2 separate regions of the Homo sapiens genome follow, and region 2 is linked to region 1. The links are chromatin loops, found by intact Hi-C in ENCODE. Cell type or tissue: PC-9. All regions are shown on one strand. Each heading gives the region's core, and the rest is flanking DNA. Links, peaks and the distances in the headings are about the cores only.

Region 1 (10,823 bases), core at 847-8,846:
CTTTTGGGATGTATAAAATATGTGTTTATTCATAAAAGCTTACTTTCTCTTCAGTGTTTTAATTTCCTATGAAGTTAACCAATCTAAATGAGACTTCATGACTAGGCTCAGCCAGGCACAGTGGCTCATTCTTGTAATCCCAGCACGTTAGGAGGCCAGGGCAGGAGGAATGCTTGAGCCCAGGAGTTAGAGACCAACCAGGGCAACATAGTGAGCCCCTGTCTCCACAGAAAATTTAAAAATTAGCCAAGTGCAGTGGTGTGTACCTGTAGTCCTAGGTACTCAGGAGGCTGACGTGTGAAGATTGCTTGAGCCCGGGACCTTGAGGCTGTAGTGAGCCATTACACTCTAGCCTGAGCAACAGAACGAGACCTCGTCTCAAAAAAAAAAAAAAAAAAAGTCTCCATAACTACAGTTGTTACTTCTTCCAGAAAGAGAGTACCACAAAGAAGGTGAAAAAGAGTTAGATTATTATTTAATATTTTCTCAAAGTTGTACTTCTGTTTTTAGAGCACTCATTTTACATAAAATTGCATGCATCTTTCCTTAACATAGTATCAACGATTAGAAGAAAATATTGAATCAGGGATAACAAAAACAAGAAAATAAAATATTTACCAGACATACATAATGTTAGCATTTTGCTGTTTAATACATAATAAAATTTAGAACTATTTAATACAAAACAATTTACAATAGATTTTGGGCCTATATTTTAAAATATCAAAGATGGCAACACTTAGTCACTTGGGTAATGGAAAAGAAGACAGTGAATTTGCTAGAAAGTAAAAAAGGATGATTAAAGTAAGGGATAATATTTTCCAGTGTTTACAAATGAATGAAAATAAGAAAATAGGTTTAAATAATATAAGTAACATATAAACATAAGAATATGTCTATGGTCATGTAACTGTTGAGTAGCAAAGCCAGGGTTTTTAAAGTGTGGTTGACACCACAAAACTGATGCTCTTAATCATTTTTTTTTCTGCCTATGGCATTGGCTTTTGGGACAACATAAAGTCACACCTTACAACGCAAAGGTACAAAACTGAGGTACCTTTCGAAGCCTTGACTTTGAAACACGCAGTAAATCACTAATACATTTTTAAAAGATGGTTTTGGTTTCTTCTTATGAACTTCATTGAATTGAAGTACATAAAGTAATTCTATTCATCCACTTAATAAGCATTTACATAGTACTTATTCTACATCAGATACTATTCTAAGAATGTTATAAGCTACTTAATCTACAATAACCCTGACATAGGTCCCAGACAAGGAATGTGTGGCATAAAGTTAGATAGCTTGCTTAAGGCCAACTCAACAGCTAATAAGAGGTAAAGTCTAGATTTGAACCCTGGCAGACTGGATTCTGGTATTAACACTATGATGTCTCAGGAAGGTCCTCACATTCAATGATCATATTCATAATCTGCAATTGTTTTCTAGTCCTGCTAAGCCTCAAGGCTCATTTACATGGAACCAAGGTTTACATATATAAATGGATGTTGCTGTAATGAATGCTATCTTTTTATTTCCATTTGCAAGCTTAACATTAAAGGCTGATTGTTTCTGTTTAGCTTTGTACTAGCAATTAAAACATTCTGCCATTAGGTGGTGCCTTCTTTATGGCTCAAAACCTGCATGGAGGTTTCTTTAGGTATGATTCATTGAGAGGCTCAAAAGCAGGCTTTATATGCAAATTTATTTCTAGCAAACAAATATAAAAATTTGACTAGTAAAGTAGCCTACTAAATATGATGAACATTTAAAAAATCACCAGTCTCTCATTTAAGTAATTTTTAAACCCATTCTTCCCTCTTAGAATTATGAAAGAAAAAATATATAATTCCCAAACTTCCCACTCGGTAAAACTAATTCTTCATGCAGGTTGAAGTAAAAAAAATGATCCCTGTTTTTTGTTTATCACTTGGAGACCAAACAAGGCAGCCTGTTAGATAGTTTATTCCTATCCTTCCTAAACTGCAATTTTCTTTAACAACAAAAACAGCAGTAGCACCACCACCAGCAGCAACAACAACCACCATCTCCAAAGCATTTACAAAATGTTATGTATGTTCTAATGGCTTTGCATATTTTGGCCCATTTAATTCTCATAATAACTCTATGAAGTAGATACCACAACTGTCTCCCATTTTAAGGAGGAGAAAACTGAGGCTCATTACTGTTTCTAATTCTTTGCTGTTGTTATTACAAGAGCTAGTAAATTACCTAGCAGGGATTTGTTCGCGGGCATTCTGGTTCCAAAGAGCATGCCCTCTCATCACTAGGCTCTCCTGTTACTCTTTTACTAAATCAGAGCTTGCAAGCGGCACACTGTGAGTTCCTGGATTTTCCATGGTGGTTTCTCACTAGAAAAAGCCAGGGATTTCCAGCTTCATCCATGTCCCTACAAAGGACATGAACTCGTCATTTTTTATGGCTGCATAGTATTCCATGGTGTGTATGTGCCACATTTTCTTAATCCAGTCTATCATTGTTGAACATTTGGGTTGGTTCCAAGTCTTTGCTATTGTGAATCATTCTCAGCAAACTGTCGCAAGGGCAAAAAACCAAACACTGCATATTCTCACTCATAGGTGGGAACTGAACAATGAGAACACTTGGACACAGGAAGGAGAACATCACACACCAGGGCCTGTTGTGGGGTGGGGACAGGGGGGAGGGATAGCATTAGGAGATATACCTAATGTAAATGACAAGTTAATGGCTGCAGCACACCAAGATGGCACATGTATACATATGTAATAAGCCTGCACTTTGTGCACATGTACCCTAGAACTTAAAGTATAATAAAAAAAAATATATATATATATATATAAAAGAATGGAAATTTGAAAAAAAAAAAAAAAAAAAGAAAAAGCTAGGATAGGCAGGGAGCAAGAGGAGGAAGCCACTGAGTGATTACCAAATCTTTCTCCAACTTTCGTTATATATCCAACTTATTTACTCATGCATTCAACATTCCATTGAAATTTTTTTTAGTATGTACCCTGAGCCAGGCAAAAGTAGAAAGCAAAAGATGGAAGGCGTACATAACAGAGAACATTTCTCTAGTCTTTATCAGTATAAAAAAAGAGTTGACCAAGGCGGGCAGATCACGAGGTCAGGAGTTGGAGACCAGCCTGGCCAACATAGTGAAACTCCATCTCTACTAAAAATACAAAAATTAGCCGGGCATGGTGGCGCACACCTGTAGTCCCAACCACTTGGTAGTCTGAGGCAGGAAAATCTCTTGAATGTGGGAGATGGAGGTTGCGGTGAGCCGAGATCAGGCCACTGCACTCCAGCCTGGGCAACAGAGCAAGACTCCATCTCAAAAAGAAAAAAAAGAAAGAAAAAAAGATTTGATGTTCTTTTCTGATAAGACAGGAGTACAAACTGGGTACATTTTATTTGAGAAATGTATTGCTAATGATCTCACTTAGTTGAAAACTCATAATTCAATGCAAATATTGACAAAGTTGGTAACTATTTTCACTTACTTTCTAAAAAGACATCCCTTTGTAGAAATAACATAATTTATTATTCAATTGGCCCTTCAACTTTGACATTATGCTATTATTTATACATATTTAATATTAGAAGTTAAAACTATTTCTAATTTTTGAAATAAACTGGAAATATATTATTCTTTTATTTTGCTAACTTTCCAATTTATATAATTTAATTTCCCATAAAATAAAAACTCACGGCATGTATAAAATATTAAGAGAAGGAGATAAACTGTTTCCATGACTACATTAATTTCTTACATTTTAAAATCTGTGGAGAAAATTATCATGTTGTATATAAGTGTACAATTTTAAATCAGTTAATGAGATTTAACTCCTTTTAATAATTAACAATAACAGAAGCAAAAATACTAACAACCAATGAGTTTGGCAGAAAGGTTAGTCTGATGAGATACTGAAATTGACTAAACTGAAGAGAAGCTGTAAAATATAAGGAGAAGCGGGAGCCGTCTCCCTCCCTCTCATCTTTCTTTCATTTGTATAATTGCTAACTGCTTTTGTGCCACCAACTGCAAAGAGCAGGAAGCAGGATGAGGTCCATTCAAATGCACGCATTCAGGCCTAAGCACCCTCTCATCATTCTTTCTGACAGTGTTTTCTTCTGATTAGAAAGGGTTTCTACAGTGATACCTCTCCTCAAGTTCTGGGTCTTTATTGGGACTCTCCAAAAGCAGAGTTAGGTCTAAAAATACGATGACATCTTGACTGAGCAGGCAGGAACATAGTGGGCCTTTAGCATACTTAGGAATGTGCTTCTAAGTGTTTAAGATCCAAGTGTTGATAATGGAAGTCACATTATCAACATAATTGGTATCTATAGATGCTCTTTGGATTCCAAAGTCTCAGAGTAAATACACCCTACAGTAAGAGTATTATGATGTTTCTTGACTTTGAATCAAGGAAACATCATAAGCTTATAAGCTGCTTGGAGGTAGTGTCTGTATTTCATGGATATGTCCATCACTAATTAACAACTCTATCTTAATAGTAGCTATTGGCTGGGCATGGTGGCTCAAGCCTGTAATCCCAGCACTTCGGGAGGCCGAGACGGGCGGATCACGAGGTCAGGAGATCGAGACCATCCTGGCTAACACGATGAAACCCCGTCTCTACTAAAAATACAAAAAATTAGCCGGGCGTGGTAGTGGGCGCCTGTGGTCCCAACTACTCGGGAGGCTGAGGCAGGAGAACGGCGTGAACTCAGGAGGCGGAGCTTGCAGTGAGCCGAGATCGCGCCACTGCACTCCAGCCTGAGCGACAGAGCGAGACTCCGTATCAAAAAAGAAAAAAAAAAAAATGTAGATATCAAATGCTAAATTGCAAAAAACATAAATAACTGAGAATAAAAATCTATCTGCTCCTTTTCAAAATCTATATTTATATGTTTAAAAGATTTCTATGAATGATAAATTGCTTTATGTTTAGTAAAAGCTTATAGAAACAAAGTCACTGACTCTTAACTCAAAGGGTATGTGTGAGTGCCTAGATAGCTCAATAATAGCTTATTTTGTCAATAAAGATTTAATCCATTGGGAAAGGTAGCATATGCTATTTATCATACGGAGGCCAGAGGCTCAGTTATCACAAAAGAAACAGAATGTAGCTTGGATTGTGGGAAAACCACGGGCTTGATGGCAGAAATTTAAATCCCACCTCTACATCATACTAGCTGTATGACCTACTAATCACTCAAAACGTAAGTCTCCAGGGTGGATTTGTGATGATAATACCTGCTTTGCAGAATTATTTAAAAAGTCTTGGCACACAGTAGGTCCTCAGTAAAGGTTAGTTGTTCTTGATTGAGAAATTGCTATCAGAAATGTGCTAGTGACATCTAGTGGTAATTCCTGCAAATCTCAAGAAGGTCTCCCTTGCAACTCAGAGCCTCCCAACACAATGTCATGCGTTTGTTGTATCAACAAATGTTTAATAAACACTTCCTGTACTTAAGTCTCTTAAATCAGGTTCTGAAGATTGTAAAGATATAAAAGACACAATCCCTACCCTAGAAGATCTCTTGATTTAGTAAAACAGACACATGTAAGGCAATTAATATTTAAAAATGTAATAATTTCTATAGCCGCAGCTATAACAAGTGCAAATATGCCACAGAATAGGTAACTTCTTCTGCTGAATGAGATGCCATTTGTACTGGGTCTTAAAGAAAAACTAAAATTCCCTCATTACGTCTTAGCTGAAGAAGAGATGAGAAAATTTGGATATTTCTAAAATGGTAAGTTAAGGCCTCTTTGCTAAAGTCTCAGTTGATGAAGTTTAGCCCTTATCTTTGTGTGATGGGAAGGTAGTAATATTCTTCCATGAAAATGTCTTGTAATTATATTCCAATAACAATATAGAAGAGAGGCTGAAGATGGAAGAGGACAGAGGATGGAGAAACAATTAAGAAGTTATGATCATAATTTCCTTCAGAGATGATGAAGACACAAACTCATTCAACACGAATTGAGATAAACAGGAAGAAATAAAACTGAGATTGAAGTAGAGACTGCATAATGACCTTGAGAACAGGGAGTATAAGAGAGAAAGAAGTATGGTTGATTCAATGTTTTCTGCAATGAGTGACCCTTAAGTAGTAATACATTAAATGAAATAGAAAACTAAGCAGAAAGAACTTGTGTATGAAGGAGGAAAGAACAAAGATAATAAAGATTATCAATTCACTGTCTCTGTACAAATTTTTAAAACTTACAGAATAGTTAGGTCAAAATATCCAACAAGTAAATAAATACATAGGTCTGGAGATAAAGCTGTATTAGATAAAAACTTAAGAACCGTCAGAACACAGTCAAACTTTATAATCACTTAAGGTATGAGATTACTCAGAAAAAGAAAAAAAAGTGTCAAAAAAGGAAGGCCTACAAGACAAAGATCTTTAGGAAACGTCATTATTCAATGAGCAAAAATAAAAACTGGACTTGTCCTCAATTTTTCAGGACGATCTCTTAGTAAGTTACAGATACATGCTTAGACCACAAACATGGCTTTGGAAATAGCTTTGTGATAGGAATATCTCAGCAATACCGGAATATAACTTTTAGAAACACGTTAAAGCTGACTTTAAGGTTTAAAGGCAGAGCTATAAAGTGCTTTCCCCACAGTTACATGAAATAAGGCATATTTGAATGTCCTTTCATAACATAAAACTGGTTTATGCTTTAAGAGTAGCCCTTCCAAGGTTAGAAAGAAAATTTTATTTGACTGCATATAAAATGGACAGCTTTTCCATTTACCCTATTAAATTTGGCCATCTAGTTTTCTTTCCTTTTTTTTTTTTTTCTGTTTTATTGTCTTCTTCTTTCTCTCTTTTTCTCTTTTCCTTTCTCCTGATACAGTATTTCTTGCTTCAGTGATTCCCGGGAAAAGAGCCCAGTTGGTTTAATGTTTTATTATTACAGACTACCTCATGAATTATAGAGTATTAACTCTACATTGGTAGAGTTTTCAGGATGGAAAAGAAGAGTTATTCATGCTACTTAATACCTACAAATTTATGACCTCCTAAAATATATACAATCTTTATTTTATTTTTAAAATTCAAATTACTCCCTTTTATGTCACCTCCTATGTTAGCAGAAATTATGAAAAATACTTGTTCTATCAATTAATTGTATTGTCCAATGACTAATATTTTCTATATGCCAATGCACAGTTTCTTGGTCCTCATATTCATATATCACTTTTGTGTCATTTTAAAGAGTGTCCTTCCTTAATTATTACACATTAGTTTAAATACCATTTAACAATGTCATTTTAAAACCTATGTACTAAATCCACATGCATTACATAACTTCAGGCAATCAGTTAATCTTCTTTCCACCTGAATCAGCCTTATTTATTCAAAAGGGAATTACAGTTCAAGGTGGTCACATTAGATAAAAGTGATGAGTGTCTGCAGACCTTGTATAATTTAATTTTGACAAAGGATAACGGGTAATTTAACCAGCTGAGTTTGCCCCATAATGCAACAGCATAAACATGCTTTAAAATTCACTTGAATCACCAGCTTTAAAATTATGAAACTTGTCAAATTAAAAAAAATTCAACCACATTTAAAAATGGTTCCCATAAAATCAGGCTATATACTTATTTTTCTCACTATATCAAATTTTAATTTTAATAACTCAAATACACCTAAGAAGTGCCAACTATTATCATCATCTATATATTTAAGTAGGATATTATGGGAAGAAATTAAATTAAATATACTTACCAACTTTTACTGCTCTATTTATTTCTAAATGACCCCAAAATATAATATATGAAAGGCAAAAGGAAAAAAAAGAAGAATGAATGATCTATGTATGCAGAAAGAAACCAGTATCATTTGCTGTAAACCCAACTCTTAATGATCTTAAAGAAGAAACAACATTCAACTCAACAAACATTTATTGGGTACTTACTACATATTAGAAGCCATACTAGGTTTTATGAATATAAGTTGAATAAAACATTGTTCTCTAGGAACTCATAGTCTATTTGACAGACTGACAGAGATAAACAAAAAGTCACAGTACAATGTGATAAGCACAATATTACAGAAATAAGTGTCAAGTACTATTTTTGCAACTAGTAATTCCTGAGAAGTTTCTCCGTGAATAGGCCACTATTCAGTGTGGGATGTGGTGTTGAGTAAGTGGCTTTACACTTAGTGAGTAGAATGTCTACTGTCTTATTAATTCAAAGTGAAGTAACAGAAACAACAGTATTTAAAACTTTCCTAGTGAGTATTTTTATTGGTACCAGATATTGAGGTCATCATTTTTATAGGCAATTTTATTTTATCTATTCATAACAATCCTATAAGGAGCAAGCACTAAGTTTATTTTTTTCCTAGTGAAGAAACAACTGAAATATGAAAAGATAGGCAACTTGTTCAACATCACATTGCTCACTGACTCCATGTGTCTCAACAAATGTGTTAATTTTTTTTTAAATTCCATTTTTCTAGAATATAAAGTAAATCTACATTTCACTAAGTTTTTACATAACCAAGCATAGGACAACACTGATGATATGGTTTGGCAATGGTGTCAGATAACAGGTAGATGAGTTAAAATTGCTAAATTTCTTTAATTTGCTTAGTTTTAATCTAAGCAAAGGGCAGAACTTGTATAAGAAGCTCCAAAATACGTGCTATATAAAAAGTTTAATATACTATCCTGCCTTCTATTATATAATCATTCTTTGGTTTTGAGATAATTTAATGAATTTTTGTGTCATAGATGTCTTTGTCTGAAAAACAATACAACATATACAAAATTCTAATAAATTATTTTATGACCCTTTGTGAAACCATGGGCTCCATTAATGCCTAAATCTTAGCAGTTTTATTTGACTGGAGTTCTACATTAAAACATTTATGAATTACTCTGAAATGAATATTGAAGTTACTATATTCTCCAGGTAGCATCTAGTTGTTTTAAATTCCTTTATTTGCCATATTCTTAAATACACTTTTCACATTCATTTTCTTGTTGCCAACTCTTGAACTATTATTTTCAACATGACTATCACCTGTTTTATTCCATCAAAAGTCATTCATTAAAAAAGTCATATTCTTTTCAAGGCAAAATTGGAAGATAATTTGCTTTACTTAATGCTTTTGATCTCTCTACACTTTTGACACTTTTTTTTTTTAACTTAGGACTACCTACCCTCAATAATCTTTGGGACCTTTGCTTCCAGAAAATATACTAGGGCTAATAAGTTACTGTATTAGTTAGGTTTCTCTGGAGAGATAGAACATTTAGGAGACAGGTTAGATAAGGTGGTGGGTAGGTAGAAAGGTAGGTAGGTAGATACATGATAGATTGATACATCAATCAATAGATAGATAGATGAGAGGGGATATATTAGGGGAACTAGCTGAAGAAATCATCGAGCTTGAGAAGACCCTTGCTAGTCTGTCTGTGACCTGGAGAATAAGGGAAGCCAATAGTATGGCTCAGTCCTAGTCCAAAGGCCTCAGGACTAGGGAAATGGATGCTGTAACTCTCAGTCCAAGGCTAAATGCCTAAGAATGGGGTGGGGGTGTTGCTACAAGTCAGAGTCCAAGGGCCAGAGAATCTGGAGTTCTGATGTCCAAGGCAAGAGAAGAAGGGTGCCCCAGCTCCGGAACAGAGAAAGCAAATCTGCCTTTCTTCTGCCTTTTCATTCTATCTGAGTCCTCAGCTGATTTGATGGTGCCCACCCACACTGGGTGAGGGCAGATCTTCCTTATTCAGTCTACTGATTCAAATGCCAATCTTCTCTAGAAACACCCTCGCAGACATACCCAAAAATAATACTTTACCAGCTATCTTCGTATTCCTTGATCTAGTCAAGTTGACACCTAAAATTAACCATCACAGTTACTAAATATAACTTGTCAGAGGAGAAAGCAACAGTTTTGATAGGCCACCATTGGAAGCAAGAAATGAATAAAGAAACACTTGTCTATTTTTGATAAAAAAGAGGCTAACAGGTTGTATACAGTATGCACAGAACCTTAAAATTGACTGCTTGTGTTTCAACAAATATGTTAAATTTTTTAAGTACTATACGTCAGAGTATAAAGTAAATCTGCATTTCAATTTATTTTTATATAAAGCATAGGAGAACACTTATGATTTGGTTTGACAATGGTATCAGTTAATAGGCAGATGAGTTAAAATTGCTGTATTTCATTAACTTGCTCATTTTTAATCTAACATTCTGAGTAATTACAAATAAAAATACAAATTCGAATAAGCCATATATTTTCTCTCAACCATTTTAGAGGATACTCTTCAAAGTTCTATTTGTGACTATCTACCCCAATGCCATATAGAAATGGACAAGCAAATATATTGTGAATTTTCATTTGCAGAATATTATCTGATCCCTGTCTCTATAGCTTACAAAAGAGATTTACAGGCCACAATCAGGAATCACATATTGGCAATGATTTGATTTAAGAAATACAATGGATTAGATATACATTGGATCAGTAATATATAGAGAACTGTTTTAATTTACTATATTGTTAACATTTGTCTCTCTTCATAGGGTTAGTTGCTTTTAATCAATGAAAGATAAGACTTTCACCTCACTTCACTGAAATAGACTTGGATGTCTACTTGGATAACTGAGAAGCTAACTTTTCAATGATGGTCAGGACATCGGTATGGCAGAAATCAAGAGAAAATCAAAAGGAAAAGCTGATAGAGTCTACAAACTGCTTGTTTCAGGCAAATTTCTTATTTTCCTCACTCAATCCCTACTGATCAAAAAATAACAAAAGAAAAT
Region 2 (10,823 bases), core at 1,124-9,123, 690 kb after region 1:
TTGGAACTAAGACAGCATTACTTGCAAGACGCACATTTTATGTACCTCTTTAAAGAAAAAAAAGTTGCTAATCAATGCTAAAACACCTTATTAACACATCAATATCATAGATGTAAAAAATAAAATACTGTGAATTTTTCTTTTTTTTTTTTTTGAGACAGAGACTTGCTCTGTCACCCAGGCTGGAGCGCAGTGGCGCAATCTCTGCTCACTGCAACCTCAGCCTCCCGGGTTCACGCCATTCTCCTGCCTCAGCCTCCCGAGTAGCTGGTACTACAGGCGCCCGCCACTGTGCCCAGCTAATTTTTTGTATTTTTAGTAGAGACAAGGTTTCACCATGGTTTCGATCTCCTGACCCGGTGATCCGCCCACCTTGACCTCCCAAAGTGCTGGGATTACAGGCGTGAGCCACCACGCCCAGCCCAATATTTCATTCATTAAAATGTGTTATTAAAAAAGAACCACCTAGGCCTGGTGCAGTGGCTCACGCCTGTAATCCCAGCACTTTGGGAAGCCGATGCAGGCGGATCACCTGAGGTTAGGAGTTCAAGACCAGCCTGGGCAACATGGTAAAATCCCGTCTCTACTAAAAATACAAACAAGTTAGCCGGGCATAGTGGCTCTTGCCTGTAATCCCAGCTACTCAGGGGGCTGAGGCAGAAGAATCACTTAAACTCAGGAGGCGGAGGTTAATAAAAAAAGAAAATGAATCACCTGGTGGAGCCAGAAGCGGTGGCTCACACCTGTATTCCCCGCACTTTGGGAGGCCAAGGCAGGCAGATCACGACATCAGGAGATTGAGACCATCCTGGCCAACATGGTGAAACCCTGTCTCTACTAAACTACAAAAAATTATTCGGGCATGGTGGCACGCGCCTGTAGTCCCAGCTACTCAGGAGGCTGAGGCAGGGGAATCGTTTGAACCCAGGAGGTGAAGGTTGCAGTGAGCCGAGATGACGCCACTGCACTCTAGCCTGGCAATAGAGCAAGACTCCATCTCAAAATAAATAAATATAAATAAATAAATAAAAAGAACCACCTGGTAAAATTGATAATTTTTATTTCCATTTTCATTCAATATTTTTATCATTATTTACACCAAATAATATATATTTTAATTATTTTCTGATCTATGAATGCTCTACATATGGGAGCAGGCCCAAGTTACTATTGATGCCAAGATATGTGAAAAAAACTAGATCTTTCAGTGCATATACTGATGTTCAATAAGTAGACAAAATCTCACAAGGAGAAAACAAAAGAGACTTCCCAAGTCATCATTATCGAATATGGAAGAATTTACAACGATAAGCTGATTTAATCCATCTCTCAGTAATGCTCCTGTTTACCCTGTCATTTTGAGGCTGTTGAGAGTGTACTGCACTTGGGACAAAGTTTGAAAATATTTTAGTTCATGAGAGATTTCTTTCCATCTAAACCTTATCCCGAATATCCATTTGAGACACAGCCTGAAGATGCTTCTGTAATGTTACCCAAAGTCGCCTGCCTAAAAATAAACATAGCAGAAAATTAGGTAATTTGGTTAAGAATCCCATATCTGGTGTTTTTTTGTTTGTTCGTTTGGTGTTTTTTTTTCTGTTTTCGAAACAGGGTCTCTATGACTTGACATTGATCTTATAGAAAGAGAGAGAGAGAGAGACTCACTCTGTTGCCCAGGCTGGAGTGCAGTGGTGCAATCATGACTCACAGCAGCCTCAACTTCCTGGGTGTAAGCGATCCTCCCACCCCAGCCTCCCAACTGGCTGGGACTACAGGTGCATGCCACCATGCTTGGATAATTTCTTTTATGTTTTGTAAAGATGAGGGTCTCTCTATATTGTCTAGGCTAGTCTTGAACTCCTAGGCTCAAGCAATTTTCCAGCCTAGCCTCCCAAAGTGCTGGAGGATCATGTGTCTGGTTCTATGGGCTCTTCAGAATAGGGATGAAATTTATTCCGTTGTTGAATTGAGCACTCTTGGCCACTGGCCAAGGAGTGGACACAAACCCTGATAATAATCCTTCTATTTGTGTTGTTGTGTTCAGAGATGTGATTTCCAGAGTCTTAAATGACTTTGCACATCTGCTGCCCTGTCAAGTTCTCCAACAAAGAAAAAGGTCATTCAAGAGGAAAAAACTGACTTTCATGGACATTTGAGATAATGAGCCCTAGAAATCTGATATGTGATTGTAACACCTCAAACATTAGTGAAAATCTGGATTGATTATGCCTTTAGTTAAAAATGTTCTATCCTTCTCCCTCCCTCAGTAGGGAGACTGAGGCCCAAAACCACCAACCCACAAACAGCAGACTGTCTACTTTAACATCACTTTCCTATTTTATTGTCTTTTTGGTGTACCCTAACAATTCCAAAACATTTTACACCACTGACTGTCCCCAAAGACCCACCAATTTTTCAATAAAAAGCATCAACAGAGAGTTCAACCCCTAAGAGTCATTAAATTCTTCATGTTAAAATCCTCCCCTCACTGTTTCCGCCAATCCTACAACTCTAAACTTTTTATATGCTTTTTATGTTTTTCCCCATATTCTTTCCCCAGGTTCTTGCAAAAGACTACATAGATATAAGGATAAAAAAATCATTATTTTTATCCAATTCAAACAAACCCTTCAATTGAAACATCTGCCTTAAACCACATTCATACTCTCAGTAAATCCTATCTTGTACTTTCCTCTACAGAAAACTACCAGAATTCAGTCAAGGTAGCGTTTTTCCCTTACCTCAGTAAACAATAAACTGAACACTGTCTTATCAAAAGGTTGAAGAGCCAGCATTTAACACTATTATGGCTTCAATCAGATCTACTATCATTCTACTATCCAGACAAGGCTTAGCCTACTTTAGGTTATGCTAGCACGTTATGATGTAAGGGTACAGAAAATGTGGTCTTGATAAGAGTAAGAGTTTCCCAATTCCATCATAAGCTTTTAGAAAATGTGATTAATAAGATAGAGTATCAGAAAATAAATAAAAGAGATAAGATGCTATCATATGACCTGATGAATAGAAAGTCTATAATTGTTTTTAGTATGCACAATTGCAACCTAATTTGTTGTAATTGTGTGAATCTTCATTATTATTTCTCTTTTCTGCCTCAGGCACGATAGGAAATTATGTTTCATGTCAGTGGTTATTTTTCTTGTTGGTGAACAACTTTAAATACATAAATATTCTATTCCTTTAGAAGAAAGACCAGCGTTTGCTTTCTTAATTACTTGTTCATTTTGATAGTGACAGCTGATGTTCCTGGCATTATTCAAGCAATTGTATGGAGATGTCACCACATAATTGTAAGAGGCCATGAAATTTTATATTGAGACACATATTTTCTTTTCTAATTGCACCAGAAAAACCATGCCGAATGAAATACATCTTTTCTTTTGACTGTATCCTCTAATGAACTTGGGCCATTGACTGCCCTTTTGTGCAGCAGAAGAGAGTTTATGTCAGTAGGAAATGCTACAATAGCAGGTTACAAGTAAATACTATGACTTCATTAAAATTGTTGTTATTTAATACTAAATTAGGTCAGGATGTATAAACATTTTTCAGCTACTGTTGATTGGATTTAGAAAACTGTTCCATCTAAAAGCCTTCTTTGTCACTGAAGCAATCCTCTTAAAAATATAGCAAAGTCTGAAAGGCAAAATAGATAGGCAGAAGCACTTTTAAATCAGGAAATGCAAATGATTTAGTCTGTTGGCAACTACCATAAAAATCAAATAATTGCCATCTTACTACATGGAGCTAGTCAATTTCTTACTTAAGAGTCATCTCTTTATTACAAGCAAACTATGTGACCCTGAACAAAACATTTAAAACTATTAATATTCATAGGAGAAGAAGTAGGAGGAGCTTCTACTTCTAAAATTCTCTCCCAGTTAGAACATTATTCTGTCACTTAAGTACATCATTTAACACAGAGTATGAAAAGAGTGCACCCAGGTGAATGTTACTATTTTAATTAATAAGTTCAATATTTTTTAATGGGAGTGTAAAAGAATGTATCAAACTAATGAATTAATCAATTGGTCAATTTGTAAATTGGTCGAGCAAAAACAGCTAATAAAAAATATTAAATTTTGAAATATCTACACTAAAAATGTATTATCGATAATTATATAGTCTTGTGTTTAAGGAATATCATGGTCCCCATACTCAATTAGTAGACTATAAATTACTGCTTTTTCAAGTACGACAATTAGGAAAGCCTTTCGCACAGCTATCCTTATATCTAAGTAGTCTTTTGCAAGAACCTGGGGAAAGAATATGGGGAAAAACATAAAAAACATATAAAAAGTTTAAGGTATATTCACATTTTTGCCATGGGGAATCATTATAAAATGACACTTCCTGGATAGTTAAAGCATATGAAGAACTGAGGGTTTATTTTCATTCAATAAATTAAAGAATAAATAAGAGTTTAGATATATTTCCAAAGTGAATTATACAGCTCTCCATCTCAGAATAATGCAGAATGTATTTTTTCTTGATGATTAAGAACTACAATAATAGTTTTTAAAAAGTAATGGTGTGCCACATTGTAATACAGCAATACTTCATTCCCTGCTGCTTCTCTCTCCTCTTCTCTCTCCTCTTCTAAGATGTTATTATGATTTTCAGTGCCTTGGAAAACATATAACCAAGTATATTAGAACTGTACATAAAATTAGAAGCATCAAGGTCTAGAAAAACAGTTAAAAGAAACTGCCATTTAATGTTAAGATCTAGGTTAATACTGGCTGAATAAGTTCTTTAACCAGAGTATTTGCTCCCTCCACTGTACTTGATGTATATTAACATCTATTTCAGAGTGTTACTGTGATAATTTGATGAGATAACATATTTGAAATAGCTTGTAAACTATAAAGCTGAATACAAATGTATGACAGGATTACTATCATCGTTAGAAGAACAAGATTGCCATCTAATGGCAACCAAGCAGATAACAGGTATTGTATCCCTTTTGAAGTAGAAATACAGAGTAATAGGATCTGCTGATGAAACACACAAAGTGACAACTGAGATCACAATTTCATCCTCACTAAAGTGTTATCAAAATTGTAGTGTAATAGAAAATTTGGAAACGCTATTATAACTGCTCCTTCTAGTAACTAAACATCATTGAGAGCTTTTATAGTGGAAACAGTAAGTGGGTATCAAAGCCACATAGGCATAATTGAAACCCAAGAATAGCTCTGTAATCATGCACAAATAACAGTGCTCTTCTGGGTTTCTCTTCCTTCATCTATGAAGAGAGAATGATAACACTTTCTGAGAATTGCTGTGAGGATTAAATTAGATAATCCAAAATGCTTAGAAATTATAGCTTAAAACTAAAGCAAAACCTGAAACAACAAAGTGCCCAGGCCAGTGGTCAGCACAATGTATATGCTTCAATAAATAAACATAGTTAATTCCAACTTCTTAGGTGAAGTCAAAGACAAATATATATTAAGTGATGCCCATAACTTAAAAAGCTATTAGAACAGAAGGTCAGTTTAAAACAAATGCTTCAGTGAACATGTGATTTTAACATTTTACATGAATTAATTTTATTAGTCAACAGAATCAAAATGGCTAATTACAGAGCCTCAGAGTCAGAAATACCATGTTTGAGTCTAGCTGGGATATTTATTCCTATAATGCTTTATCACTCAAAGCTCCAACTTTCTCAAATGAGAAAGTGATGTTATTTACCTCATAAATTGGCACCTAGACTCAATAAATATTATTTATTATCCCATTATTTTATTTAGTGCTATAATTTTATAAGCTTAGAAATAAATGATAAAAATTAGTTGCATGTGCTGTGGCATTCTATACTTAAAATTTGAGAAATTCTATATTTAAAAATGTTAAGATTTTCCACTAATAGAGACTGGAAAGATCACTAAATCTGTCAGAATCAGATGCTGATTGGCCTACATACAGGTATATCACATTTTACATGCATATTTTTAAAATGGTATTAGCAGTAGTTCTTAAAAATATATATGCTGGACATGAGATTGCATATTCTACAAAGCTTTAACTTATTGTTTCTCCATCAAATTTATGAGGTAGATACATCATCGCGCCCATTTTCAGATGAAGAAGAAAAGCTGCAAAAGATTAAATAACTTGCTCAAGTTTACATAGCCTGGCTGGTGGTTGAGATTTGTCTAATTCCAGAGCCAGCATCCATATTTTTAACCATTATGTTATACTTCAAAAATTAAGTGCTGTATGTTTCTTAGTTTTATATAATCAGATTAAAAATACTTTAGACACACTTTTTCTGACCAAGACACATCAGAGCTTGTAGAAATTTATAGTTGATTTCTATAATTTTCCCTGTGTGAATGTTGTTGCAATTCTCTGTACATTACCATTCGTATTAGGAAAACCACTAGGGTTTCATCTCTGCTCTGCTGTACTATTATTCATTAAAAATTAATAACAAAAATTATCTCCCTAATTAATAGGCACAGGAGGAGTTCCTAACTCACTGCAGAATTTTTATATTGCTTGTTCATCAAACTCAAAATAATTTAGCAACTACGCAATTAATTCCTCATTGATATCATTGGGCCATTACTTCCCCATTTTCCTTTGGATATATACCAAGAGACACTGCCCTAGGTGTTTTCAGATCTAATATACTAAATAAATAACCAAAACAACATAAAATATCTTCATTCTATCATCCAAATGACCATTACATTCTTTTTATCCAAAAACATTAAATAAGTAAGATATATTTTTAATTTAATTTAAAAACTCTTCTGCAAATTGTAAATATCAACCTTAATACAAAGTAACAGCCATAATTTCTCTTTGAGTATTAATGATTAATGGTTAATATTAATGGTTAATAATTTTTAAGGTATTTAAAATAGAAATTTATTCTTTTTCAAATAAATTTCTATTTTAAATATGCTATGGCAATTTGGACATTTGACTAACAACCAGAAAAAAAGTTCATGCATTTAAATGCATTGGTTTTTTTAAATTTTTTTTATATTTATTATACTTTAAGTTCAGGGATACATGTGCAGAAGGTGCAGGTTTGTTACATAGGCACACATGTGCCATGGTGGTTTGCTGCACCTATCAACCCGTCATCTAGGTTTTAAGCCCTGAATGCATTAGGTATTTGTCCTAATTCTCTCCCTCCTCTTGCCCCCAACCCACTGACAGGCCCTGGTGTGTGATGTTCCCCTGCGTGTGTCCACGTGTTCTCATTGTTCAGCTCCCACTTATAAGTGAGAACATGTGGTGTTTGGTTTTCTGTTCCTGTGTTAAGTTTGCTAAGAATAATGGTTTTCAGCTTCATCCATGTCCCTGCAAAGAACATGAACTCATTCTTTTTTATGGTAAATGCACTGGTTTTAACACAAAGAAATATACCACCTATTATAAGCAAAGTGTCCTATTTGATTTTTGAATATTTAGTACTAGTAAATTATCACTTAAAATGTTACATAAAATTTAGATAATAACATTTAAATCAGAAAGCACATTTTAAAATAATTTATAATAATGATAAAACATTAAGAAACTAGGGTCTACAAAAAATAACCAATAATGGGACAACGTCTTTAACAAGGAATTAAAACTGTCTAAAATTTCAAGAATGGTAACCAACTTGTACTGGGCTCTTACCCTATTTTGGGCAACTGAGAATAGAACTTTGCATGTCACTCATTTAGATAGGATTATATTTTGAGACAGACATAATTATTGTCATTTTACAAATGAGGAAACTGAGCTCAGAAATATCATTTGTTGAAAGCAACTGTGGGCAGAGCTGGAATTCTAACTTGGATATGCCTATCTTTAAAATGCCTGCTCTCTTTTGATATTAATTTGTAGTTTCTTTATTTTGAATGAATCATTAAGGTGCAATTTTCTCTCAGAGTTATTGTGAGGATTAAGTTGAGAGGGTTTACAAAAAGAGACTGGCTCATTATAGGCATTCAATTTTCCTTTCCATCAACCTATTTTTAACTTTATGAATTTTAAAATATTTAATTGATAAATAAGATTGAATATAGTCAAGGTAAAAAAAAGGTAATGATTTGATATACGTACATATTGTGCAGTGATAGCCACAAATTAATTAACACATCCCTCACCATTCATGCTGTATATTAGATCCTCAGAATGTGCTCATCTTACAACTGAAAGTTTGTATCTTTTGATCATCTCTCCATTTCCCTACCCTGAAGCCACTGCTAGTTCTACTCCCATCAACTGAGATCTCCAGCTATAAATTGCCAATGATTATGTACAACCTACCCCAGTACTAACACAGAAGTCAGGGTAAGAATTAAAGAAACAGTATTGTAAGTAATATACTCCAAATGGGTAACACTAAAATGTGTTTTAGCCCTCTTTTAACTTTAATTCATTTAATTATGATGCATCACTCTCATTACCCAGGTGCATATTTCCCATCAGCTTCTGCCACTACGAAGATAATCCTATGAGTAGCCGAAATAGAAACAGGACCTTGTTTTAGTTTACCATGGATTAAATAGCTAAAGATTAAGTATTCCAAAACACAAACCCAAATTCTTATTTAGAATATGCATTGCTTAATATTTAACCAGTTATTTGATAACAGCCATTTGCAAAATTGTCTTATTTGTTACCCAGTGGTTATCTTTCATCAACAGCTCATTTCAGAGGATTCATCAGGAAATAACATTGCTTAATATCTGATATTTTATTAAGCTTTATGGTAATTACTTTCTGTCTGACTAAAATTCTTGACAATATTTACTTTACCTAATTTCCATATTGAAATTATTTGAGGAATACAAAGTATAAAAAAAGTTAATCGATTTTATTTTGAATTAAGTACGTTCCTTATAAGGCTCCAAGCTTTTGCCACACTGACGTGGCACCGTTTAGAACTGTTAATACTGAACTGGCAGCATGATGTCTCAGCTTGTACTGAAGGGGGTTGCTAAGCAAATTATTCCCGATTCAAATCATGTGCACCTTATGAAGACATGTGAGCAAAATACATTTCAGTTCTTAGGAACAAGAATTATTTTATTTAAGAAAATACATTCACTGATTGAATGATTGATGATATATATTTTGATTTTTCAACTGATTTTCTTTCTTCATACATGCTAATAGGACACTCAAAATAACATTTTCAATTCACCGTCATAACACTAGTAAACTTTTTGTGCCTTAACCTTATCCATAGCCTCATCTTATTTTTTTTCATATCCTGGTTACTTTGTTTTCCTTAAATGATTATTATTTTATCTGTGTTATAAATATTTTGCAAGATGCATAAGTGAATAGAAAAATATCCTCAAAACAAATGTGAAACTACATAAAGAAAAACAAACAAAAATGTATTGCTGGTATTTTTCCTTAGACAAATTGTATAGTTCATAACATATACTTCACTGTGAAGAAAACTTCAAGGGAACTTATTTGAAATATTGACCTTGAATATTTCAAGGTCAAGTCTTTGAAATATTAAATGCTAGTAAATATCATTAAAACCCCTTTTTAAAAAAATATGCTGAGGTTTATCTAACGAACCTCGCTGCTAACATATTGCATGACTCAATTTGTGACAAAAACAATACTATACAAACATGAATAAGAAAGTGAGGACAGATAAAAAGTGTGAAGGGTCACTAATATACTTTTTAGTTTATCAAAGTATAAATGCTAGCATCTCATATTTTCTAACATAAAATCCCTGTGCTTGATCATATATGCTTTATAAATTATTTATTTAAAGGAGAAACAATAAATGTAATATTTTACCACAAGAAAATAGAAATGTCTGGTAGTAAAAAACTTATAATCCTGTGTTTGAAACATAATGTGTATTATTTCACAAAAAATGGTTTCCAGAAAACATTTTTCAGAAACTCAAGAAAATATAATAAAAAAATCCTTTAAATCTAAAACCTTTTAAATTGAAAACCTTAGCCTTTATATTAGAATTTAAAACAATAAAATTAGATAATGCCAAGATCATGGTAAATTATTGAAATTTTTAATTTTATTTTTAAATTTTTTTCCTCTCAAGGCTATCTCCTTTTAGGAACTCACTTTGAATTCATATACCATTCTTTCATTGAAATTGTTCTTCCTGGCTTTCATAAAAATAATAATATCCACTTACTGCACTATAAAACATATTTTATTTCTATCATTATTTGTACTACTGCTCCTTTTAGGAAGAAGATATATATATATATATATATATATATATATTTTTTTTTTTTTTTTTTTTTTTTTTTTTTTTTTGAGACGGTGTCTCGCTCTGTCACCCAGGCTGGGGTGCAGTGGCGCAATCTTGGCTCACTGCAAGCTCCACCTCCCGGGTTCACGCCATTCTCCTGCCTCAGCCTCCCGAGTAGCTGGAACTACAGGCGCCCGCCACTACGCGCGGCTAATTTTTTTTTTTTGTATTTTTAGTGGAGACGGGGTTTCACCGTGGTCTTGATCTCCTGACCTCGTGATCTGCCCGCCTTGGCCTCCCAAAGTGCTGGGATTACAGGCGTGAGGGAGGAACATATATTAATTTAGGACTCTTTATTACAAGGATTTATGAAACTATTCAAATTATTCAATACAATCAGCAAAAACTAAACATTCACACCCCGTATCATTTTTATACCAGTACCATGCTGTTTTGGTGACTATGGCCTTATAATTTGAAGTTGGGTAATGTGCCTCCAGATTTGTTTGCTTAGTCTTGCTTTGGCTATGTGAGCTCTTTTATGGTTCCATATGAATTTTAGGGTTTTTTCTTTCTAGTTCTGCAAAGAATA

Evidence for each region. Peaks named below come from ENCODE experiments on the same cell type or tissue, not always from the same donor. Only the 100,000 strongest peaks of a DNase experiment are listed, where the experiment ranks them.
Region 2: a loop joins it to region 1, with 4 times the contacts of the local background. A loop is called at or near these places in 13 of 110 quality-filtered maps.

The regions. Positions count from the first base shown.
Region 1 is chr4:91,107,861-91,118,683 of GRCh38, reverse strand. The region is part of intron 10 of CCSER1 (coiled-coil serine rich protein 1); the gene reads right to left. Among named protein-coding and RNA genes, the nearest start is that of CCSER1, 990 kb to the right of the region's middle. In PC-9, for the core only: CTCF peaks have their summits at 1,628 (motif pointing right), 5,114 and 5,313; no DNase peak of the experiment used is centred there.
Region 2 is chr4:90,413,422-90,424,244 of GRCh38, reverse strand. All of the region lies in intron 4 of CCSER1 (coiled-coil serine rich protein 1), which reads right to left. Among named protein-coding and RNA genes, the nearest start is that of CCSER1, 290 kb to the right of the region's middle. In PC-9, for the core only: CTCF peaks have their summits at 4,769 and 4,971 (motif pointing left); no DNase peak of the experiment used is centred there.